5 separate regions of the Mus musculus genome follow, and regions 1, 2, 3 and 5 are each linked to region 4. Evidence: chromatin loops called from intact Hi-C (ENCODE). Cell type or tissue: left cerebral cortex. All regions are shown on one strand.

Region 1 (5,000 bases), 480 kb before region 4:
ATATTAATATTAAAATAAGACATAAAACATCTCCCCAATTTCCTCCTCCCTTCTAGCTGAATTTCCAGTGACTACCAGCTCCAGCAAAGATCCTCTTCCCAGATATAAACTGAGACCTAGGCCTAAGAATGTCATAGTTTGCTGCTTACCCTGAGTTGACATTTTAGTTTCTCTTTTTTTGAGAAATAATTTAAATGTTTTTTTTTAAATATACAGAATGTTCCTGACAGTCTTCCGGTCTAAGTATTCCATGGGTTCCTTAGCTAAAAGCTTTTCTTTTTGTCTTTCTCTGTTAGCATGCCAGGATCTGACATTAAAAATCATTATGACTAACAGTTATTTGACACAGTATGCATCCAACCATAATATATATCATTATGCAATTTTACTTTGGCAGAAATCAGGTGAAACAACTTGTTCTCTATTTATCTCTTTTTTATTACACAAATTATTACATCCATTCCTTTTACCAATAAAGAGATTTTTACATAGTGTAGTCATCGAAGGTCCTCACTCGTTCCACAATCAGTCCATCTGGTGATTATATGTAGAAAGAAAATACATAAACAAAACAGATCAGTTCCTACTGAACAAAAATTACAAGGAAAAGTCAAAATAAGAAGAAACCAAACCCCCCTCCCCAATGCAGAAATATCAAGGATAGCCTGCTCTCAAGTAAAATACCTAGTGGCTTTAAAAATAATGTTATGTCAAGAAATCTTACTCAGCCTGTTTTTATTTCTATTTGACCAGTAAGGTTTTATAAAGAAAAAAAAAAAAGACATAGGTACTTTAGGTACTTTCTGAATGTATGTGATTGAAGAAAACCCATAGAAATGAGTACTGGCATGGAAAGCCTGAGCAGATGGCCATACCTGTCTCTATCACAGTAAAGTAGCTAAAACATGATTGTGGGGAATCAGGGTTGTAAAGTGGTACACACACAGGAGGTTGTCCAAGACTGTGAGGTTCACTTAGACTCACGTCTTTTATAAATAAAGCATATGTTTTCTACAATTTATGAAATACCAACATATCTTTCCCTTAAAATTTAAGAGAATGACTGAAATCACTGACAATCTCAAAACACACATAAATTGTCTGAAAATATAAAACAATAATGATAAAAATGATAGTGATAGTATTTATAGTTATCTCAAAACCCTCATCACAAATAACTAATTTTGAATATTTTTGCTCTTCAAACATATCCTTAAAATTAGCTTGGCACTGTCATCCCTCTCTTGATCAGTCACAGCAGGAAATTTTCCTTCTCAGAAAAGCATTCTGACATTTATGTTCATGTTTTGTCATCTCCCTAAAGGAGATAGATCTGTTTACATGCATCTCATTTTAGGAGTGTTCTGATGAGATGTAGGGAGAATTAAGAATGAATAAAATTGATCTGATTTAACTTGTTATAACACAAGCCCAGTGACTTATCACAAAACCTGTCAACTATGAGCTGTGGCCCACTAAAGAAAGTTCCCTACTACAATCACATGAATTTGCACATGTAGGAATCTAGCAGAAAAAGCCACTATCATATTCAGTTTCTTTTCCCAAACCAGTATTTCATATCCATACCACTAGTTGTGTTCAAGACAAGTGACTCACATACCAGTTATAAGTGTCTTATGCTAGGGCATAAAGTCATTTCTTTATATCTAATCTAAATGAAGCTGCAGATATTGGGCTGCACTGAAACAGTCTACAAATTAAAATTGAGTAAAAGGAAGAAAATGAATATGAAGATGATGTCCAAAACTTTGCCAATCTACATCATCTAAACCAGCTTAATATATGCACTGTTGACATAAAAGTATAATGACTAGTTTTATACTTGATGTTTTTGTAGTCTTGTTTGATAGATTTTTTTAAAACAAAAAACCAAACAAACAAATATAAATGTTTGTTCAAAACCATTCGTGTAGAAATAGGATGCAGGGAAAAATCCAAACAAGCAGATCTCATGGTTCAGAAGCTACTCTGTGAGTTAAGTCCCTCATCCCATACATGTGATACCCACATTACCTTGTTTTTTCAAGTCCAAAAGAGGACAATAACATTTTGTCTCATGATGGAAAGCGCAGTAGGCTTGAGTAGATCCACGTTTCTCCCAATGTTTTCTACAGAGCAGCCATACAGACACTTCCTGTTGCCTTACCAGCTATGTGCAATCTCTGGCCTCATCCTAGGCACCCTGAGTCAGAATCAATTTTGACATAATTCTCTAGGAATTGTGATGAACACTATATCTTTCTGTGGCCTTCAGGCACAGATAATGACTTGTGAACCCAAGGCCTTAGCCTACTAACATTTTGGAGACTTGAAGCAAGTGTTAGACTAGCCTGACTTTCATGTGAACATGAACAAGGTGACTTTGTCTGTTTATATATAAACAAGGATGCTAACTCTTTCTTTCATCTGTTAGAATTAAGGTTATATTTGCACATGTTTTTAAGAACACTAAAAATCCAGCAGACATTATCAATCTCTTATATCAGCATTACCACCTTTCCAACTTGTGCCTCATTGACATACATCATTTAGCCTGATACATTTCCATCTTCTAGTTCTGATTCAAGCTCCCTCTACTATCTTCAAATAGAGTTACACCCTCCTTTAGATGTCATCCAAGAGTTATACGCATGTCCCATGTATCACACAGTGATAGCGTGTCTTTTCTTTTGAAGGTCTGTTTCATCTGTAATCATTTGAGTTCATTCCCATGGTTCCTGGTAAAGTGGGTAATTTTACATTGGCCACAGAACTTAAACTGCCATCTGTGTGCTTCTTTTCACATACATTTGAACTTGTGAGTTTTTTCAACTTCAACTCCTCTAGATGTGATTCTTACCTATTATTAGATAATGAAAGGGTAAATAGTTTAAGCTCCAGACCCATGATAGTGGTCTCTATTTAGACAAGGATGCACCCCTGATGACAACTGTCTTATTATCTGATCCTCTGCTGCCCCCTAAGGGCCTCTCATCACTCTGCCCGCTGTCCTTGGACCATGACTATTCAAAACTATTAAGAATCCTTCTGATTCTAGTGTTGAACATGGAGTATTTCCCAGTCTGTTCCAAGTTTTGCACCATATAGTGTGTGCGTGAACAACAAAACATACTCCTCGCATTTTAGAAACACACTTCACCCATTTTAGAAAATGCGTGTTTCATGATGTCATTTTCACTTTCCAGCCTTCCTTTAACCAAAAGGCATGTTTACCTCTCTGTTTTTCATCTCACTAAATGAGCAACCCTGTCAGTGGCACCCAAACCACTGTTGAACATTAGAGCAGACCTTCCAGTACAAGTGATACCTCTTAGGTTAATAAAAGTAGCTATAATAAGTCTTGGCAGAGGATAAGAGGAAAAGAAGTGAATTTCCGAGAGAGGTACAAATCTAGCAGGGCTGAAGGGAGAAGCATTTTAGGTAGAGAGCGATGGCTTAGAACAAATTAGAGAAAAGGAAGACTGGGGCCTGGAACACTGAGGAATCATAATAAAATCCAAATCTTGTTGAGGAACTACACTGAGAAACAGCTGCTTTGTCTTCAGCAGAAAATGCTGTGATTAGATGGACACTGAAAACCTTGCCTGAGAACATCATTATGGCAATTGAGGCAAGGAGAATGATGACCTCAAATAGGTGAATGGAGGAGACGATAGATGGATATAGGAGAAGCCAAATGATTGGAGTTGGAGATATAGGCACAGTCAGTAGTCAAGGCTATGAGGATAGCATGCTCAAAGATTAACTTAACTGAGGCAAGTATTTAAGCACAAAATAAAAATTAAATTAAACTCAGCCTATGTGCACGTTTTCAAAGTGCTCTTTGATAAGCACTTAAGAACAAAGGGACATACTAACAACTGGTGAAATGAGTTATAATACCTGCATTTGAAAGATGATTGCCTCCATAATGAATATAGAACTTTTAAAATTCAACGAGAAAAGCAAGCTAATAGGAATATGGATAAAGAGATGGAACCTACTGCATGGACCCTGGGGATTGAACTCAGACAATTGCCTTTATCCACTGAGCCATCTCACCAGCATCTCAAATATTTCTTGAAATAATAGAAACCTATATAGCTGCTTTAAAAGTCAGCTTAGTCATTTTTAAAAATACAATAATAAACAAGCCACAGCTTGCCTTCTCGATACTCGTCCAGAAGAAATGAAAATATATCCCCACACAAAACCATAACCAAACATTCAAAACAATTTTACTGATAATAGACAAGTAATGTATTATAGCAGATTAACTATAGGAGAATAATATAATGAAATACTACTCATGAATGTAAATGAATAAGCAACTAAAATAAATAAGGACTAAATAGATGACCCAGATGAGCAAGATATGCTACAACCAAAGGTTGTGTAATTTCATGCTGTGTAATTTCACAGAGTGAATAGGAAACTCTAGAAGTGACTAGTCTGACACATGTTTAGAGGAAAGAAATCAATGACTTACTGAAACCCTGATAGAACTGATTGGGAATGAACATGAACACAGACAATGTATAGGTAGTAAGAATGTTATTTTCACATGATGATATATATAGAAGATTCTAATGTGTTAATAACACATGCATCCAAAAACACATTCTACTGTTTAAGTCAACGAAGATATCTTTATTGAGAGACATTTATTTTTATACTATTATTGTGATTATTTTTAATATGTATGTGTATATGCCTGTTTGCGTATATGCAGGTTCACATGTGTGCATATGTGGAGGCCCAGTGGAGTTTTCCTTGACTACTCGATCTTATTTAATGAGGCAAGATCTCTCATTTGACCCTTAAACTCTCTGATAAGAGCTAGTCTGGATAAGACAGCATGCTCTAGTGATCCTTTGGCATACTAAAATTACAGGGAGGCTCCCCTGCCACTGTCATTTATGTGGGTCCTGGAAGCCCAAACTCCAAGAATTTCATTTGTATGGCAACCCCTTTAACTGTTAAGCAATCTCCATAACCCA
Region 2 (5,000 bases), 210 kb after region 4:
GTCTGCATAATGTTATTTATATGTGTGTTTAGGGATGACAATTTGGTGTTGGATAATCAATTGGTGTGCTCTTCCCTGGGAAAGACTATAGTTCTTTGTGTAGGGCTGAGGGGTCCTGGGCATTCCCCTGTCTACTTCAGCATGTCTATTGTTATTGTCCTTGTTTTTAAGCTCATGTTTAGGCAGTCGTTTTGGTGAGACTTCATGGATGTAGCTTCTGACATTACTAGGAGACAAATCTCACAGCAGCTCTCTGATCCTCTGGCTCTTTACAATCTTTCTGTCCCCTCTTCTATGATGTTCCCTGAGTCTTAGGTGCTGAGTTGTTTTGTAGATGTATCTATTGAGACTGCTCTCTAGAACTCTGCATTTTGATTAGCTGCGGTTTTCTGTAATGGTCTCTGACTGTTTCAAAGAGAAGTTGCCTTGATGAACAGTAAGAATTACACTTATCTGTTAGTATAAGGACCAATATTTAGAGGGTAGTTGAGGGTTATATGGGTTTAGGAAAGTGGCAGTTGTGAGTTCTCCCCCAAGATCCATGACTTTGCTACCCATGGTAGTTGGGTAGCTTTCTGGTAGTAGGCATGATTTCCCTCTTGTTGATCAAGTGTTAAGTCCAATTTGACAGCTGCTGATCAAGGCTACACTACTGGGATTGAGCTCCTAAATAAAAGAGACAGTTCCTTCGGAGCTATGTGAACCTCTCTCCTGGATTGGGGGGCAGGGGTGGGAGACTGTTTGTTGGTTTATTTGTATTTAAATCTTTGGCCATTGTAGCTCAAAAATGTATCATCCTATCTGTGCTTTCATCTTACAGTTCTCTGTATTCAGCTGTCTTTTTTTGGTTAATTTTTTTTCTTTTTTGTAAGGACGTGGGTCATCATCTTAGCCATTCATCTTACTGAGCACCTCAGGCAGGATCTTCACTATAAGCTGAGACACTGAGGTTTTGAAAGCCGTCCTTTCCTTGTCTAAATCGATTGCAAAAACTGTCTTGCCAGGTTTAGGCTACAAATTCAAACTGTCTTATTTGCTACTTTGTATTTCTAAAAAGCCAGGAGACTTTCTATTGCTGAGCCTTACTCTGTGGTCATCCACATTGCTCGAAGAATTAGACATCCATCTCTAAACACCTATTGGGCATATTATCTCATTTAATCACCCAAACATCTTGAGAAAGCAGCACATTTTATCTGGGCTCCCAGAAAAGCAAATTGAGGGATAAAGAAATGAAGAACATGTTGCCAAGGTCACAAGTATGGATTGAAACAGAATTTAAATTGCCCCCTGGTACACACACCTCTACTTGACCCCGAAGATCTATTTTTTCCCACTGAGCTAAGCTGCCTTTCATAGAGAGCCTGGGGGCTTTCAGGCTATCATGAGGTTACATTAGGAAATAAGGAGTGCAGATAAATTCCCCCAGTGCTCTGTTCCTAAAAGCATACAGAAAACAAACCTCAGACCCAAAGACTTTTGCATGAGCCAAGAGAAGATGAAAGGAATTATCAAATGCTTATATGATTACCTGGGTAACCTTGCCAGTGCTCTCTCTGTAAGTGCATGGTGATCAGCCAGGGCAGTGGAAGGAGTTTTTTTAGATATGGGCATTTTTCATTTACTCGTGTGATTTGCTAAGCTTGGTATGTGGGGAGGGAAATGGCTGATGTCTACTTGGCGTAACAACGGACCAAAAAAAAAAAAAATGAAATCATTTCACTCATGCTTAGAAATGACATTTTAAACCGTCTTCAATCTAGGTGTATCTATTTCTGTGTTTGTAGCCCCTGGGAGAATAGGACCTGAATTCTCATGTGCTGAGAGCAAAGTGGAGATCTGTGTTAGGCAGTAGGATGATCCTGAAGAGGGAGAGTTAATGTTTGACAAATGTCAAACACAAATGGCTATTGATTAGTAAGAGGGATCATTGGCAAGAAGATATTAAGACTTTCAGGGGACTGCTGACTGTTACCAGTTTTCACTTTTGTAATATTTGAGGGGAAAGCAAAGGCAGATAGATCTTGACTCCCTGAGGTTGGGCAGCTTGACGCTTTCTAAGAGCATCTGTAGCTTTCTAGTGCCATCATGTGGTCGCTTCTGAATTTGTTCAAAAACCCTGCCAGAGCCTGGCCTGGTAGAGAAGCTACATGATTCACACAGCAGCCTGATGAGATGGCATAACACTTAACTGGCTGGTGCCACATCTGATATTCAGTAACAATGGGTATGCGCTGAGGAGAAGTTAGGAAAAGAATTGCTGAGGAGCTCGCTGGAAGTGGAGTGGATGGAGCCAGCAGAATGCGGGCTTTAGGACTTGATCATGTAGTCAGGAAGTGGGCTAGGAAGAAATGTATCCACTGAGATTATGGTCACACTGATAGGCCAGGGCTCAAAACTCAAGTTTTAATCCCTGAAAAGGAAGATTCAACAAAGGTATGTACGGGTCGTGATCATCATATCATGGAAGGAAAAAGAAGAAGGAACCTGAGATGAAACAGTTACCTAGCCTGCTCAGTGGCTTTTAGAAGAACCTGCTATCCCTTATACTTCTTCAAGAGAATGCCTGAGTCTTCAGAGTCCCTCCTGCCTGCTCGTCAAGAGAAAGGTTCCTGTTGGATACTTCCTGCTGTGCCTTTTACCTCCAAAGGGGGACAGAATCTTTACACTAGAGACAACCAGGAGGTCTAGAGCTGCATCTTCTGGGGGGAGGGATAGTTTTGGGGCGTTAAAAAAATCAATGTGTAGGAGGTCACAGGCTCTGTGTAGACAAACAAATCCAAAGCAAAGGAGAAAAGTAAAACTCTGTATTTTGAGCCTGCTACCCAGAAGGAGTCATCCATTGTCCCTTGTGTGTTGGCAGATGTAGATTGCTTTGGACGCAGGTGTGGGTTACTTTGTAGTACAGAAATAGAAACTCCTGAAGTTCTGACATGGACATGGTAAGAGGAAGCTTCAATAGAAGAGGCTAGAAGCGGAGCATGCTATATGGTTGGTCAGGAAGTGAGGGTATGTTTGTCCTCTGTGGCTGTGATACTTCCTCACTTGGACGTGAGAGCCAAACTTAGAGAATAGGACTATTCAAGCCCTCACCATGTGGGGCTGGTTGTAGCAGTTTTGCATGCTTCCTAATTGTCAAGAGCAATAAAACCTTGACTTCCTTCAAGTCTTATTTTACAGGGGGGCTAGTCCATTTTGATCATTTGTTTTTAACTCCAAGGGGCTACAACTCAATAATCTGACTAAAAGCAAAGGGTCAGTGCTGGGAGACCTCCCTTTTGAGTCAGAGACGAAGCTGCCACAAGATTCCAATTCTGTTCATTATAATTGCTGCAACAAATTACCTGACACAGAAACTTACAAAAAGGGAAATGTACTTTAGCTCACAGTTTCAGACATTAGTCAGCTATATTCATTGCTTTAGGCCTGAGGCAAGACATATTATCAAGGCAGCAGGGTGTGCTCCCCTAAGGCAGAAAGAAAGAAGCTAGGGCAAGATCCAATCCCTTAGCACATGCCCTCAGCCTCAAGTGAACCACATTGTCAAGTGGCCATTCCCCCCAAAACACAGCACAGCCAACTGGGGACCAAGTTTTTAATACAGGGGCCTGTGAAGACATTTAATGTTTGAACTACAGCATCACCCCATCTGGTCAGAATGATGCCTTTGAGTGGACAGGACCATGATGAAGGCCACTGGCAAATGCTGTAGTGAATTAGTGGCTCGGACCAATAGCTAAGATGGACTTATGCTAAGCCCTTCCTGGCAGCTAGGGTATGGCCAAGGAATGCAGTTATCTGCAGTCTCAGTCATGGAGAAGGTACTGTAAGAGATGAATATCAGGGAAAGAAGAAAGTGCCCCTGAGGTTAGTGAGAACAGAGTAAAAGTAGCTGATTTGGTAGACTACTGGGGAAGATGAAAGATGGGAGATGAAAGGAAGTTGCCAGTGATTTGTCAGTGTCTTTGTGCTAACCTGATCCAGGTCAGAACCTCTGTTTGACTTTCTAGATATGACCCTAAGCTGGAAAGAACAGAGGACTTGGCACACAAACCTAAGGTGCTCATCTGTAAGGGGGAACTTTTCATTTCTTTTTCATCACTGAGGATCCAACTCCAGACCTTACTTGTGGCATCTCTAGGAGAGAGTGGCACGTGTGCTAATATCATTCGCATACAGACGGAATAATCCCAAGCTGTGCAGGAGCAAAGCCACGGTGCTTTTCTTTCCTGTCCACAATTTTTATTCCCATCTTTATGCATTCTTCAACTAGAGGTGGACCCACACAACTCTCTTCTAACACTGACATTTAGTTGTCAAGTGCTTATAAATTGTGCAGTTGCACAGAAAACTCCAGTTGTAGCAAAATGGACTGGACCTATAAACGCTCTCTTGGAATGGTCAAGATTGGGTGAGTTAACCAGAAAGGAATTAGGTTCCAGGTGAGAGTGTATTTGTTTTTAATTTCCAACAGCCCTCCTTGAGGGCTGATATGGAAAGATAAAACGTTTACCCAAATCTTGTGCATAATTTAAGCTCTGTCTATTTTCAGCCTGAATAGTTCCTCAATATTTTCCTTTCAGTTTATCTCACAGTTGTCATTAAACCCATTTTGAGAAGGAAAATATCGGTACTGAAAATTTGAATGTCAAGCCACGTGTCATGAATGTCTCATACCTATAATCACAACACTTGGGAGAATGAAGCCAGGAGACCATTGAGAGGTTCATATTAGCCTGGGCTACACAGTATACTCTAAGACAGCCTGGACTACAGAATAAGGCCTTATCCCCAAAGTAAAACTTAACTAAAATGGAAGACTAAATATAAATGCATAACAACCATGTTCTTCAGTCTAGGCAGTCCCCCAGGAATACTGGGAGCACACTTGGAGAATTGCTTAAGGAACAGTAAAGGCTTTGTCTTTCATGCCAGAAGACCTGGTTCCAACATTTTCAGCTGTAAATGATGAACAAATACTCAGCCTCCATAAGCTTGAG
Region 3 (5,000 bases), 1.9 Mb before region 4:
GGAAGTATACTGAGGAGTTTATCCTAGAAATTACTTCAAAAGTAAGACTTGAACAATGACACTATCAATGAATATGCCCATCTGCAAGGGGGGAATATTACTAAGTATCGCCCCTCCAGAAGGAACTGCAGGCAGCTAATGACTTCTGGGAGGAGCAATAGCTTTGCCTATGAATGAGCCCGTTACAGGTTGTTCAATGAAGAGTGCTCAGTCCCTAAATCATATAAACACAAAATAATCAAACATGTGTTTATAGGCTTTGTTTATATATCTGTGTATACTTATACATACATATGTATGTATAGCAATAATACTTTTTGAAAGTGTTGTAATTCTGTTTCAATAAAGCATCCTAAAATACTTCTAAATGGAATATATTCAATTTATACAATGATGGGTTTCACCATTTCATTTTTCACACTCATGCCTGATGTATTTTGACTATTTTTACCCTCTTTTCCATCTCTTTTCCACTTCTACTCCCAAACTCACAAATTTAACCCCATTTCTTTTATGAGATTCTCTTCCAGTTTTGTGTTGTGTGTCTGTGTGAAAGTGTATGTGTGTGTGTGTGTGTGTGTGTGTGTGTGTGTGTGTGTGTAAGAGAGAGAGAGAGAGAGAGAGAGAGAGAGAGAGAGAGAGAGAGAGAGAGAGAGAGAGAGAAAGGAGAAGGGAGAGGGAGAGATTGAAATTCAGTGAATTTCACTAGAGCTATAACAAGAATGTGTGGGAATGTGACTGAGATTTGTTTACAGGACCATGGGTACGTTCCTAGAAGTCACCTCACTGTGGGGGAAAATATTTGTACTGAACAAGGTGGCTCTTAGGACTAGCTGACAATGACAACGTACTATCTAGGGTCAAGCCAAAAGTACAAGAGGCATGTCATGCCACTTCCTCAGCCCCTTACGTTCCCCCCCCCTCTTTCACAGTGCTTCTTGAGCCTTGGGGCAGATAATATGTATGTCCCACTTTTGGCTTATCACAGTCTTATCCTCAGTGTTTAACCAATTATGAGTCTCTGTAGGGAATGCTAACCACTGTCAAAAGAAGCTTCTCTGATCAAACCTAATAGTGGTATTACTCTATTGAAATAAATATGGTTATCTAAAAGGGAGTTTCTCATATACAATCACAGCCATTTAAAAAAGAAAGAACAACAACAAAAAATCCCAAACAAACAAAAATAACATAGCAGTGTCACCTCTTCTAAACCCTATGAATTCTCTTACCATTTTTATTTTTTTGGATTGGATTTACAGTATTTGATGTGAATTCCTTTCTATGAAGCAGGCTTCAAATTCAATATGAAAGTTTTAGGTTATTACTATAACAGATTTGCCACTATTACACCAGTGGGCTTCTCTTCCCTGGAGGGGTCAGCAGTGTAGATGCAAAGTCCACAGCTGAATAATATTGCTGATTACAGCTATCCTCCAGCAGTACGAATATCTCCTAACAATACAAAGAGTTCCTGAATGTCAGTTCAGTATCTGTGAGCTTCTATGAGCCCTGGTTAGTTGAGACTGTGGACAGTGTTCTTGTGATGTCCTTGAACTCTCTGACTCTTACAATCCTTCCTTTCCCTCTTCTACAGAATTGTTGGGCACCTTTCAAATTAATGTTGATGTGGAGGTCCCATCCCATTGTGAGTGGTGACATTGTTAGGCTGGTAGTCCTGGGCTCTGTAAGAAACCAGGCTGTGCAAACCATGGGCAGCAAGCAGCACTTCTTCAAGCCCTCTGTATTAGCTCCTGCTTCCAATAAGGAGGGAGCTGCTAGCCCAATTCCAGCTTGAGTTTTCTATGTTCTATGGCTAAAGCATATGTCATCTTAAGCAACAGGATCTCATCACTTAGTTCTGGGATAAAACTAACAGGCATTCAAGTAATCATGTTTTATATAGGCATTCTTATTCCAACATTCTTATTACCATCAAATGTGGCAACAGGTAACATGGGGGTTCAGTGGGTTGGCCATATACTGCAACTGATAGTCAGGCTTGACACTCTTCATATATTTTCCCTTTGGACTTGGAGAAAATGTGTAGTCTGTGAATTGGGGGAAAAAAAACCTAATGGCAACAAACTATAAATAGAAGCTACCGGGGAAGCAGAGGGAGTGACTGGTTTCTCTTCCCTGGGGAAACTCAATCTGACGAGGCTCCTTCAAACTTCTGTGAGAGTCTGTGAGAGTAGATGTCATAAAAGCTGAGGTAGAAGAGTCAATTTTTTTTATGTACTTCGAAGATCTTTATGGTCTCTAAGGAGGAGAAATATTTATGCATAGAGATCTCAGACCATCTCCTTCCCCATTTAGAGAGGAGCTGGTTCTGGAGAAGGGTGTTATAATTAAGGCTGCCACTAGATGGCCACACCTTCACATCCCCTCATGGTACTGAGGGAAAGCAGGCTCTCTAAAGAAAATTAAGCAAGCTTCTTTAAAGTAGCACAAATTGATCTTGGATTATGAAGCACTTCATAAAGGTTGATATAGAGAGATAGATTCCCATTTGGAAATGAGATTAGAAGACACTGTCTCTGGCTCTTCGAGAGAGACATGCCTGTCCTTGAGGTCTTTATAGTTCCCACTGTGAGCCACACATTCCCTTCTTGACAGCATTATGTCAGTATGTGACAGATGATGTGTTGGGGCAGGGGGGGCTTTTATTCCCAGTCACCAAGTTTTGCATCCATTTTATGTACTTGATTCCCTACTGTCCTTCTTAGGGTTTCTACTGCTTCAATGAAACACTATGACTGAAAAGCTCACTGGGGAGGAAAGGGTTTATTTCGCTTACACGTTCACATTACCATTCATCATCAAAGAAGTCAGAATATGCACTCAAACTAAGCAGAAATCTGAGACAGGAGCTAATGCAGAGGCCATGAAGAAGTGTTGCTAACTAGCTTGCTGCCTTGGCTAGCTTGCACAGCCTGCTTTCTTATAGAGCTCAGGATCACCAGCCTAGGAATGTCACCACCCACAATGGGATGGGAACTCCATTTGAAAGATGCCCTACAGTTCTGTAGAAGAGGGAAAGGAAGGATTGTAGGAGTCAGAGAGTTCAAGGACATCACAAGAACATTTTCCGCAGACTCAACTATCCAGGCCTCATAGAAGCTCACAGATTTTGAACTGACATTCAGGGACCCTATATGGGTCTGGCCTAGGTCCTTTGCACATGTGTTATGGTTGTGTAGCTTGGTGTTCTTTGTGACTCCTAACAGATGGTCTCTGACTCTTTTGCCTGATTTTGCCCTGCCCCCCCTTATTGGGTAGTCTTGTTCAGCCCTGAAATAGTGGTATGTCCCTAATCTTTGTTGTTGTTGTTGTTTTTGTTTGTTTGTTTTTTGATACAGGGTTTCTCTATATAGCCCTGGCTGTCCTGGAACTCACTTTTTAGACCAGGCTGGCCTTGAACTCAGAAATCCGCCTGCCTATGCCTCCTGAGTGCTGGGATTTAAGGTGTGCGCCACCACGCCTGGCTGGTATGTCTCTAATCTTATTGTAACTTGTTATATCATGTTTAGTTGAGATCCTTGGGAGGCTTGATATTTTCTAAAGGAAAACAGAGGAGTGGATCTGGGGGGAAAGAGGAGGTGGGAGAACTTGGAAGAGCAGAGGGATGGGAAACAGTGGTGGAGATATAATGTATGAGAAAAGAGAGAAAGAAAGAAAGAAAGAAAGAAAGAAAGAAAGAAGAAAGAAAGAGGAGAGAAAGAAAGAAAAAAAGAAAGGGAAGGGAGAGAGAATCAGAGAGGATGAGAGAGAGAGAGAGAGAGAGAGAGAGAGAGAGAGAGAGAGACTTGTGTTTGCTGGGACTGGGTCCTCTTTTGAAGGTAGCCAAGTGGGATAGACCTTAAGCTAGACTTGGTTTAGTAAGGATTGCTTACTATTAATAATATTTACTCACCTTGATTCTTTGTTATTGTGGGGCCAGAAGCCACGGCTTCAGGCAAACTATAACCTGTTGTTGCTTAACAGTGGGGTATTAGGTAATGGATTTATTGCTAGTGCTCCAAGCAGCTGGCTTGGCTGGCCTTTCACTGAATATGATGGCTAACTTTTTGTGAACCGGAAAGGAAAAAAGTTAAAACACTTTACATAGGTAAATATGCATATACACATATACATCCATACACTCACACTCTGGTCTGTCTCTATCCACTTCACAAGTGTTCAAGCATGTTTACATACATAAATATGCCTACACATATCCATATAAACAAACAGACATATACATCAATGTCTGTGGATGGATGGGTGGATGGGTGGATGAGGCAGAGCTCCCGTAGAATGGTCTTACCCCATAAAATGGTTCCTTGTATCTTTGTCAGGCACACAATGGTCGAGGAAGGCCAACATTCCTAAGAATTCATCAGAATAATCGCTTTGTTTAGCAAAGGTCACCTCCTCTCTTTCTGTAGGAGCAGCCTCTAGAAAATACAACAGAAAACGGGGAAATCAACAATGGCACATGTTTGAAGGTAGCTGACCAACGTGTCAAGAGTAGTCAAAAGCTTTAAAAAGGGCCCAGGAAGAGGGCGTAGTCAGTAAAGTTCTGACTGCTCAAACAAAAGGACTACAGTGCAGATTCCTGACCACCACTGGAAATACCAGATGAGATTGTAATCCAATTCCGGGAAAACAGAAGCAGGAGGATTCTTGGAAATGGCTTCCTGTACACTCTAGCTGAGTTGGTGAGTTCCAGGTTCACGGAAGAGATCTGGTGTCGGGCTGGAGCGATGGCTAAAGGTAAAGACTGTGCACACCTGAATAAAGCGAAAGTAAGAATTTAGTACAGTTGAGATGAACAATGGCATCAGCCTCAAGTCAGTTGGTGACCCTGAGCTATTTTCTGAGCTTCTGGATTATTGTTTCCAACAGTTAGTGGCCTAAGTTGGTATACAAGGGAATAAAATAAAATCAGTAAACTTTTAGTGTACATGAAGTTTCCATGTAGGTTTGTATGAGAAATTCTGAGCTTTTATTTGTTT
Region 4 (5,000 bases):
GTTTGGTTTGGTTTGGCTTGGTTTGGCTTGGTTTGGTTTGGTTTGGTTTGGTTTGATTTGGTTTTTTGAGACAGGGTTTCTCTGTATAGCCCTGGCTATCCTGGAACTCATTTTGTAGACCAGGCTGGCCTTGAACTCAGAAATCTGCCTGCCTCTGCCTCCTGAGTGCTGGGATTAAAGGTGTGTGCCACCACTGCCCTGCCTTTTTTTTTCTTTTTTAAAGATTTTATTTATTATATGTAAGTACGCTGTAGTTGTCTTCAGATTTCATTATAGTAGGTTTTGAGCCACCATGTGGTTGCTCCGATTTGAACTCAGGACCTCCAGAAGAGCAGTCAGTGCTCTTAACCACTGAGTCATCTCACCACCCTCCATGCACTGCTTTTTACAACACTATTAACTTGCTAAAATATTGCCAGTTTTCCTTGAGTTGTGCTTACAATTATGGTACTATAAATGCTAAATCTACCTTTCGTTCATTTATTTTTGGAAAAAAAAAAAACAACTCTGAAATTCAAGTAGCCATATTAACCAGAGAATGCTTTGACTATTCTTAAAATTTCAAAACATAAGTATCTACAAATTGTTAAAGAAAGACACTGAGATAAAAGTACTGAAAGAGAGATAAAGTGAGAATTCACTTATAGGTAAGTGGCAAACAGGACAAGAGAGCTTTACATCAGAAGGACTAGCTGAGAGAGAGAGAGAGAGAGAGAGAGAGAGACAGACAGACAGATAGACAGACAGACAGACCAAGTTTATGCTAGCCCATTCACAATGAGTAAACAGTAGTCCTGTCAAAACCGCTGGGTTCACAAAGATCAAGGCATTCCTTCAGGTAGGTAAGCTGCAGTCTTCACTCAAGAGACAGAATAAAGATTCATGGCTTGAGAAACTGGAAGTAGTCTCATTCATTTCCCATCTCCATGTTTTTCTGAGAGAGAAGATAAAGAGCTCTAAGCACTGAGATCAAGACACCGTGGCAGCCCGCTATAGCATGCTCATTCTTACCTGCTGTCTGTCCTCCCTGCTTTCCATACATACATGGGGCCTTGGGTGGCTATATAAAGAGATTTGCAAGGCAGATTTCATTAGCATATGCCTTAAAATAACTCCACTGTGAGTCTGTTTCAAACCTTCTGTAGCCCGAGTATGGGCATTTCTCAACACGTTCTCAACCTGCTTCACACAGATGGGCATCCTTGAATGTGGACTTATATTCCATCACACAGGCTAACTCTTTGTTAAGTAGATTATCAAAACCAAACTTTAATTACAATAAACCTACATCTAATGATAAACTGGGGGTGGGGTGGGATGGGGGAATCTTAAAGTAAGTGTCACAAAAGTGAACCAAAATAAAAAGAACAGTCCCCTTAAAAGTTTAGAAATAATATATATAAATAAAATTTAAATTTCGATGTGCTAAATTTTTAATGCATCCACTATAGGAAGTATCCTAAATTCCCAGATTGATTTGGAGTCAAGATTAAGGAGTTTAGAAACAGAATTAGTTAAGACTTCTCTGTCATATCCTTGTATATGTACTTAAAGGTTGATTTTATTACTTTCTGGAATACATATACCAAATTAAATCAAAGTTCATAGGTATTCCTGTCTCTTTAAAATTAATCCCATTTTTAAAACATAGTTGGAAAAATAATGGCAGCACAATTACCATCACCAAATGACCAGAAAGAAAGCAACTGGCTTCCTCAGGAGTTAGCCCCTGTTTCTAGGGATCTGTCTTCCTTTCTGTGAGGTAGCTGTTTCAAGGGTCTCATTGAGATAAACACTATTATTTCAGTCATTAGGTTTTCAACCTAAGCACAACCTACAAATGTACTTTGAAAGAAATTTACCTTTTCGTCATTAAAAGAAAACATTATTGCTTTCATTTTTAGAGCTAAATCTATTACCCTGCTTGGATATGCTGCACTCTTCTGGGCATAGAATTTCATAGCAAGTATCAAAATAATCAAGCTATGAAGTCACATTTATCAAGCCATAATTTCTTATTAACCAGAACTTCTGACTATGTTACTGGCTCATTTTGCACAAACCCAATACACAACAAACAGTGATGGCTAAAAATGATAATTAACATTTAAACGAAAACGACCTTAGGATTTCTGCCTTGGCTTTTTTACTTTATGCACACAGCACAACACCTGGAAACAACTGTGCTGTGGGCACTCTCCTGGAAGTTGCCAGCTGTTTTCCTCTGGTTTAAGACAAGTAAAGGGCACACTTTAAAATCATGTTTCCGGAGAAGGTTGAGGGTAAACAGAGCTGCTACAAACCAGCTTTCAGGAGTGGGAAGTCAGTCAAATTTCCCTCTGGTAACTGTTTCTTTGTGGAGCAACAGGGGATTCATAACACAGTTTGGGAAATGTTTTCTTGTCTCTTCACCCTGAGGCAGGGGGTTCCCAGCCAGGTCAAAATGTAGATCTATGCAATATCAGCAGGGCATTCCAATGGATGTCATGGGAGGTGGAGCCAGTTTCCATGACATTCCATGAGACTGAATACTGCAAGGCTGTGTTGAAAACAATCTCTGTTGGACCAAGTCTTGCCTTCGCTGGGAGTTGTCGCATCCAAGACTTAATTTCAACAGGGTTCAATTTATTGCTTGGAGCTCTGGCAGCATAAAACTGTCTTCTTTGAATGGAAAATTTGACCAACTGCGATGAGGTAAATGAATTTCGAAAGTGGGGGGGGTGTGGGGGAGTGTGGGGGAGTCATACAACTTTTGTTGTTGTTGTTGTTTATTGTAAGGGGAAGAGGGTGTATACTTAGAGCCCCAAGCAGTCCCCAAACCCCAAGTCGCCTAGGATGTAAAAGGCTCTTAACGAGGTAGAGTAGAGAGCTCAAAAGCTTTGTGGAGGAGCCTGGAGACTTTGGATTTGAGAGTTATTGGGCACCGGGGAATCCCTGTCTTGGGTAATAAGGGGTGGCTGGAGAAAAGCCTTCAAAACCACTTCAAAACCACGGCTTGCCCCCGCAATCCCCTGCATGCTCTTCGGGATCGCCAATTTCGAGTACTGGGGCAAGCTGTCGCTACCATATTAGTAGTGGTCACTCGGGGATCCACTACCTTTGGGGCTTCGGCTTGAATAGGTTTTGGGCGGAATAAGCTCGGACCAACTCCGGCTCTGGTCCTCCGGGCGAGTCTTAACACGGCTCCCGGGCGCAGTTCCAGTCCTCGGGAGCCCAGGGGAGCCGCGACCTCCCCGCCTCTGCCGGGTCCCGGAGAGGCAGCGCTTCCCGTAAACTCCCCGCCCCGTGCGGCCCCCTCCCCGCCTCGGCTCCACCCCCGCGGGACCCTGGGAGGCGTAAGATTGGCCCGGACGCGCTGTCACTCTCCGGACGCGTCACCGCCCTCGTTTCCGACCGCTCGGGAGACCGGCAGTGCTATTAGTGCACGGCGGGGCCGCGACGGAGGGCAGTACGGTGCCTGGTTCGCTGGCTCACGCCGGCAGGTCGGTGCGCTCGCTCACCTGAGCCGTGTCCCGGGGCCTCAGAGCCACCCGGCTGTACGCGTGCTACCACCCGCCGGGAAGCGCTCGGAGATGGGCAGCTGGAGAAGTTGACGAACCCCCTACGCACGCGGCGCCCTTGCTGCCCAGAGGTGCGCCGCCCTTGCCACCGAGGTGCCCGCTGTGCTGACCCAGATGTCGCGGGACACCCTGCCTCCGCGGCTGGAAAACTTCACCCCAAGTCCAAAGTGGGCTCTGAGGGTGGTGCCCGCGGCTGGACCCCGGGGTTGCCTGCCGGGATACGGTCCTGCGGATCCCGGGTCCAGGGGAGGGCGGAGACCCCACTGGAAACTTTCTCAGCACCTTCCTAACCACTGCGCTTTTACTGTCTCCTCTCCCCCCAACAGGGGCTGCAGCCAGCGGTTTGCCGCGCGTGCCTGTTTGCCAAAGGAGCCGCCCCGGCGAGGATCGCCGGAGGGGAGCCGCTTCAAGCGGGGAGACCCGCAGCCCAGACACGCGCTCTGGGCGGCCTGGATGCGCAAGAGCCGGCCCCGCAGCCGCTGACAGCCGGCGGCAGCGAAGTTTGGCTGCTGAGCGGCTCGGCGCCGGGCCCCTGGACAGACTGTCAGCCGGCGGCTACAACCTCCGGAGCGATGCCCGTGGGGGGCCTGTTGCCGCTCTTCAGTAGCCCTGGGGGCGGCGGCCTGGGCAGTGGCCTGGGCGGGGGGCTTGGCGGCGGGAGGAAGGGGTCTGGCCCCGCTGCCTTCCGCCTCACCGAGAAGTTCGTGCTGCTGCTGGTGTTCAGCGCCTTCATCACGCTCTGCTTCGGGGCAATCTTCTTCCTGCCTGACTCCTCCAAGCTGCTCAGCGGGGTCCTGTTCCACTCCAACCCTGCCTTGCAGCCGCCGGCGGAGCACAAGCCCGGGCTCGGGGCGCGTGCGGAGGATGCCGCCGAGGGGAGAGTCCGGCACCGCGAGGAAGGCGCGCCTGGGGACCCTGGAGCTGGACTGGAAGACAACTTAGCCAGGATCCGCGAAAACCACGAGCGGGCTCTCAGGGAAGCCAAGGAGACCCTGCAGAAGCTGCCGGAGGAGATCCAAAGAGACATTCTGCTGGAGAAGGAAAAGGTGGCCCAGGACCAGCTGCGTGACAAGGATCTGTTTAGGGGCTTGCCCAAGGTGGACTTCCTGCCCCCCGTCGGGGTAGAGAACCGGGAGCCCGCTGACGCCACCATCCGTGAGAAGAGGGCAAAGATCAAAGAGGTGAGTAAAGCCTGCCTGAAATCCCACTCACGCTGCTGTTTTCTGGGAGGTTTGATAAACGATTGGAACTTAGGACTTCACCTTTATCATGCAAAGGCGAGGGAAGTCATCGCTTCCACCACCGTGCCAAAGGCTACACGTTTTTCCTTTTACTACCTCAGGATAAGTGACCAGTGAGGATCTGGGGCTGAATCCCATTGAACTTGCATGCTTTGGTGAGCTTAAGCTATAAGAGGCAGGGGTGAGTGAATACACTGGG
Region 5 (5,000 bases), 1.7 Mb before region 4:
GTTATCTCATCTAAAAATCTTCATTTATTTTAAATATGTTCACTCTCCAAGTTGGAGAGATACCAAAACAAGCTTTATAAAAATATTCCTAAATATTTCCACAAAACTACAGCTTTTAAAAAAAGTACAGAACTCAGTGGTATGTATCTGATCAGGCTTCAACAAAATGCTTCTCCATCTACTTGAAAGTAAACTCATAGCTTAACGTTCAATTTTCTAGTTCACGGATTGTGATCAATGCAATTTTAGTGCATATTGCTTACTTGTAATACAACCCACCAGAATATATTGCTGGATGTGGCAGTTCACAATCAGAATCCTAGTATTTGGGAGACTGACACAGAGGATTGATATGAGGTTCAAGTTAGTTTGGTCTAAAGACCAAGATCTTGTCTCAAAAACTAAATGATATAAAAAATTTAAAAAAACCTGATAATTTGTCATAGAATTTACAGAGAAATTTCATAGGAGCCATTTATACAAATCATTTATCTATCTATTTATTTTTACAACATATGAACTGTCTATGAAGAAAGAGTAACAGTGAGAAGCAGGATGCAATTAGTTTTTAAAAAGATTTTCTTCAATCTCTGAAGCTGTGATTCACTAGTCCTGGCTGTTTATGAAACATCAAGTGTGTGTTCTTTGACCTCTGCATAATTTATTTAAACACAAGCTCAATAACTTTAAATGCAGCTATCATCACAATGCTTCAAACAATGGTCAGCGATCTGTGAAGATTCGCTGTGCTGTCTCATTAAACCGAAAACTCCTGACAGTCTGACATAAGCACAGCCTAACTGCCTTACAATTAGACATACTATCTTACAAAAATATTCACAGCATGGCCTTGACCTCTGCGCTAATTAAACCTCCCTGGCTGTCAAAGCTTCTTCCGCATACACACCCCTCCTTAAATAGGCCCAGATGTCAAATAACTCATTATTTACAAAGGCACTACTGTCAAATATCCACACGTGTGCTATTTTCATCCCAGAAGACCTGGCTGTTTTCCCTAGCAAGCTTTGTGCACTCACAATTTCAGATTGTTAAGGAAGATGTCAGAGTCAGGTAAAAGTGTGAAAACTGTAAATGAGAAAGTAGAAGAATGGAACCTATCAGGAAAAAAGGAATAGGGGACTCTCAAGGTAGCCAGTGGACTAGAAAGCATGCAGTAAGGAAAGAATGGTGCTCTGGATATTTGGGGCCATATGGGCATGTGAGCCAGAAGGGAAAACTGTACCATGAAGGTGTTGTCTAAGGACAAGAAGGAATGCAAATGGTTACCAATGGTTCCAAACTGTTCCATGATCATTCTTCCACTTAAATATATGGCAGGTATCTATTTAACATATGAGCTTATAACCTGGGTGCTAAGGGTCTGGAAGGAAGCAAGATGTATATGCTTGCTTCCCAGTAGAAATGACTGTTAAGAACTTAAAGCTGTAGCCTGACTGTGGAATACTTTCCCCAGTAGGACTGCCTTGTCTGGCTTCAGTGGAAGAGGATGTGCCTTATCCTGCAGAGAATTGATGGGCCAGTGTGAGGGGACACTTGGGGGGGGGGGGAAGTGACCCTCTCAAATAAGAATGAGAGGGAGAATACGGGGAGGGACTTTGTGATAGGGGAGTGGGATGAGGCAATGTTTTGGTTGTAAATAAATAAGTAAATAAATTATTTTTTAAAAAAAGAGAACCTTTAAAACAAAACAGAGTATCTGTTGAGGATGAGTACAGTAAATGGGAATATCCAGTTAGTAGTATTGTTATTCTGTGATGAGAACAACTGAGAAGGATCTTGAATAATAGTCAGGAACCTCTTTACATAACAATGCAGCTAGTTCGGAAGAGAAAAACTCACTGTGGAGATTCTTGCTATGATTTACATCAAACCTTGTTACCCAGGATGTTAAATACCTGGGGTTATTAGCCTGATTGTGGTTCTTTGTCTTCCCACTAGACTGGGAGCAGTGCTTAGCTCATTCAAGGCACCCAGTGAATAATGACTGTGAAATAATTGAATGAGCAGACATAACCAAGGCAGCTGACATAATCATGGTAGATCCCTACCAAAGCAAGCTCACTGAGAAGCTAGAGAAAAGACCCTTGTAGCTTGGTATAGGAGGGAGTCCTCTGGATCTGGGAGATGATGGATCTGCTCTGAGAGCCTGTTCCTCAGCAATCATGTGAGAAGAAAAAGCAGTGAGACCATAAAAAAGGAAATGTGATGTCTACTTTCTAGAGAGAAGTGGAGTCAAAACATTTTTCTCTCATGCGGTACTGATGTTTCCCCTTCTTCTTGAAGAAATATGTCTATTCCATATTAAGTTTGATAGCCTGTAAACAGAAGTCAAATAATGTAAATGTATCAGAGTTATTCCGATAATTCCTGCTCTACATTATTTTGCACAATGACTGAAGAGAGTTAAGACTTGGGCACCTTACAATTATAATCAGGTCTAATATAAACATAGAATTTTAAAATGATAGAGAAAACAATTTTAGAAATGGAAAAAACACACACACAAACACACACAGACACAGACACACACACACACACAACTACACACACAAACACACACCACTAATATTAAAGAATGGGAACACAATACGAGTGACAAAGTACTATTCTCTTGAACAACCAAGAGGCAGATTTGCCAGTCCAAATGAGGAACATACCTCAACCCCATAACACAAACTTTGAGAACAAACTGTCTCTAGTAGGACATGGTTCATGACTAATTCTTTGCTGCACTTCGCAAATTCAATGGGGAGAGAGGATTAGAAAGCACATCTTGGGAGCCCCTGTGCACTGTTCTGACCTTGAGATAAGTAAAGCAGATTCCAGTAACTGGAAAACTTCACAGGAAACACAACTAAGCTCTCCACCTCTCTGTAGACAGAAAAGACCACCAGGGGTCACTGTGTAGCAGGATAATGGAGAAGCCTGCCAGGTTCTTCCACAGGTTTTTTCTGAAGAACAAGGATGGAATGGATTCTGTTGGAAGCAACCATTAGCTACTGATCTCAGTCTTGGTCACTGTGTTTCAATTGGTGTCTTTGTCTCTCTCTCTGTTCTTTCTGTCATGTTTCTCAGTCTGTTTGTCTTTCTCTTTCTGTCTTTGTTTCTCTATGTCTGTCCCTCCTCATTCACTTGTTGAGACAGTCCCATTAATTGGCTCTGGTTTACCTGGAAGTTGTCATGGTAGACCAAGGTGGCCTCTCACACTTGCAGTACTCCTGCCTCTTGATTCTAAATATTGGAATTATAGATGTGCACCACCAAGCCCAGCCTCTTTTAACCTAATTTCAGAAGAAATAAGACATTTCCCTATCAAAAACAGACTACATTCAAACAAAAGGAGCCCTTTTCTTGAAAGTGTCCACACCTTTACTCAAAGGTCCACATAATAGCAAAATTCTACTTTTCCAACCAACATCCATATATAGTGTCAGGAGAATCCAAGAAAATTCATTTACTTTATGTAAGAGAAATTGAAATGTCTAAGCAAAGAAACCAAAAATAAGGAAATAAGTAGCCTAGCCACTGAGCAAGTTGTAATAGAGTAAAATAAAGGAAAGGGGAAAAAATGAAGGTAGGTCCAAGGTGACAAGTGGACATTATTTAAACCAAGGAAAGGAAGACATGTGAAAACAATCTTTGCTTTTGACATTCCAAAATAGGCTTTGACATAAAAGCTCACTCATGAGTACAGTAGCAAAGAACTACCTGATTATAGAGCTGGAAAACATATTAGATATATCGAAATGGTCTATATTCTTCAAGATGAAATTCACAATTCCGATTCAAGCTCAGATATAATGAGAGTAAATAGAGAAGATAGAGGCAAAGAAGTAAAACCATGTCAAGAGTAGAATAACGGTTAACAGAGAGAAGATGGGGCATTGAGTGAGGAGGGATGAGGAGTGATCTAGTGAGTATCTGCCACAAGACTGACTTCCCTATCCCTCAATTAAAGAGACCCTTCAATGTTGAAGAGCCTGAGAGTGCGGAGCACAGACTCAGCAGTGCTGTTGGCTGCAATTAGACAAGGGATGGTAGTAGCTTGATCAAGGGGCTGACCGTCACAGTGATTGGAATACTGTGAACATAGAGCTTGCAGGGTAATGACTTAGATGCTTTTGTGTAAGATTCAGGAGTGGTGTAACTAGAAAAGCATATGAATTATAGTTGCATGTTTTATTTATGAGGAACCTCCGCATTGATATCTGTAGTGCCTGTACCAGCTTCTTTGAAGAAGGTCATTTTTGCCAACATTGGTTGTCATTGGCTGTCTTGATGTCAGATATTCTGGCTGGTGTGAGACCGAATTTAAAAAAAAAGATATAATTTACATTTCCCTGATGGGGAAGGATGTTGAATAAATTTTCAAATATTTATTAGTGGCTTTATTTTTAAATTTAAATTAACACACATATTATTCAGTTTTGTACAATATTTACTTTGTTTACTCTCATGTCATGTTCATTCCTATTAACCTGACCTGGCTATGTATCCTCACTTAGCCTCAGAGCCTCTTCTTTCATGTCACAAGGGTCCCATTACCCTTTCCCTTTGTCCCCTCAACACCACTTTGTCCCTCTTAGGCTTTCCTTACTAGTTCCATTGCTTGTAACCACATTCACCCCACCTTGTCCATCCAGTTCATTAGGCTACAAATTCTTAGATGACTTAGTTTCATTTTGTCTTTAATTTTTGCTGTTCTTCATATGTTCTAGATACTAGTCTCCTCTTTCATGCATAATTGACCTCCCTGCACCGCCCCTTCTGTAAGGCTTTCTTTTCACTGTGGTGAGCTTTAATCTTTTAAATTTTAATTATTATTATTGTTTTTTTTGCTATGGAGAGCTGTCTTAATTTCATTATGATTTTGTAATTTAATTTGCCAGTTCTCAAGATTATTTTCTGAGCTTTTGTAGTCCATCTTTTATCAGAAAAACATTGTCTAGCCTTACTTCTTTTTTTTTAAATTAGGTATT

Evidence for each region. Hi-C counts contacts between places; a loop is a spot of excess contacts. Peaks named below come from ENCODE experiments on the same cell type or tissue, not always from the same donor. Only the 100,000 strongest peaks of a DNase experiment are listed, where the experiment ranks them.
Region 1: it touches region 4 in a loop (4-fold over the local background); 5 of 42 quality-filtered maps call a loop at or near these places.
Region 2: a loop joins it to region 4, with 3 times the contacts of the local background. A loop is called at or near these places in 20 of 42 quality-filtered maps.
Region 3: it touches region 4 in a loop (2.8-fold over the local background); 5 of 42 quality-filtered maps call a loop at or near these places.
Region 5: it touches region 4 in a loop (3-fold over the local background); 4 of 42 quality-filtered maps call a loop at or near these places.

Annotation. Positions count from the first base shown.
Region 1 is chr10:54,556,818-54,561,817 of GRCm38, reverse strand. No RefSeq gene overlaps it. Among named protein-coding and RNA genes, the nearest start is that of Gm25602, 150 kb to the left of the region's middle. In left cerebral cortex, a CTCF peak has its summit at 2,978; a DNase peak (open chromatin) is centred at 2,988.
Region 2 is chr10:53,860,750-53,865,749 of GRCm38, reverse strand. No RefSeq gene overlaps it. Among named protein-coding and RNA genes, the nearest start is that of Fam184a, 110 kb to the right of the region's middle. In left cerebral cortex, a CTCF peak has its summit at 2,091 (motif pointing left); a DNase peak (open chromatin) is centred at 2,091.
Region 3 is chr10:55,977,688-55,982,687 of GRCm38, reverse strand. No RefSeq gene overlaps it. Among named protein-coding and RNA genes, the nearest start is that of Msl3l2, 130 kb to the left of the region's middle. In left cerebral cortex, a CTCF peak has its summit at 2,360 (motif pointing right); a DNase peak (open chromatin) is centred at 2,364.
Region 4 is chr10:54,074,157-54,079,156 of GRCm38, reverse strand. It overlaps Man1a (mannosidase 1, alpha), which reads left to right and starts at 3,420. Exons shown (of 13, transcript NM_008548.5): 1 at 3,420-3,631; 2 at 3,887-4,741. The coding sequence starts at 4,133. It overlaps Gm16998 (predicted gene, 16998), which reads right to left and starts at 3,235. Exons shown (of 3, transcript NR_038016.1): 1 at 2,304-3,235; 2 at 754-934. In left cerebral cortex, a CTCF peak has its summit at 1,939; DNase peaks (open chromatin) are centred at 3,843, 3,979, 4,378, 4,641 and 4 more places; H3K4me3 peaks cover 2,704 bases; H3K27ac peaks cover 2,618 bases.
Region 5 is chr10:55,765,680-55,770,679 of GRCm38, reverse strand. No RefSeq gene overlaps it. Among named protein-coding and RNA genes, the nearest start is that of Msl3l2, 340 kb to the left of the region's middle. In left cerebral cortex, a CTCF peak has its summit at 2,911 (motif pointing right); a DNase peak (open chromatin) is centred at 2,917.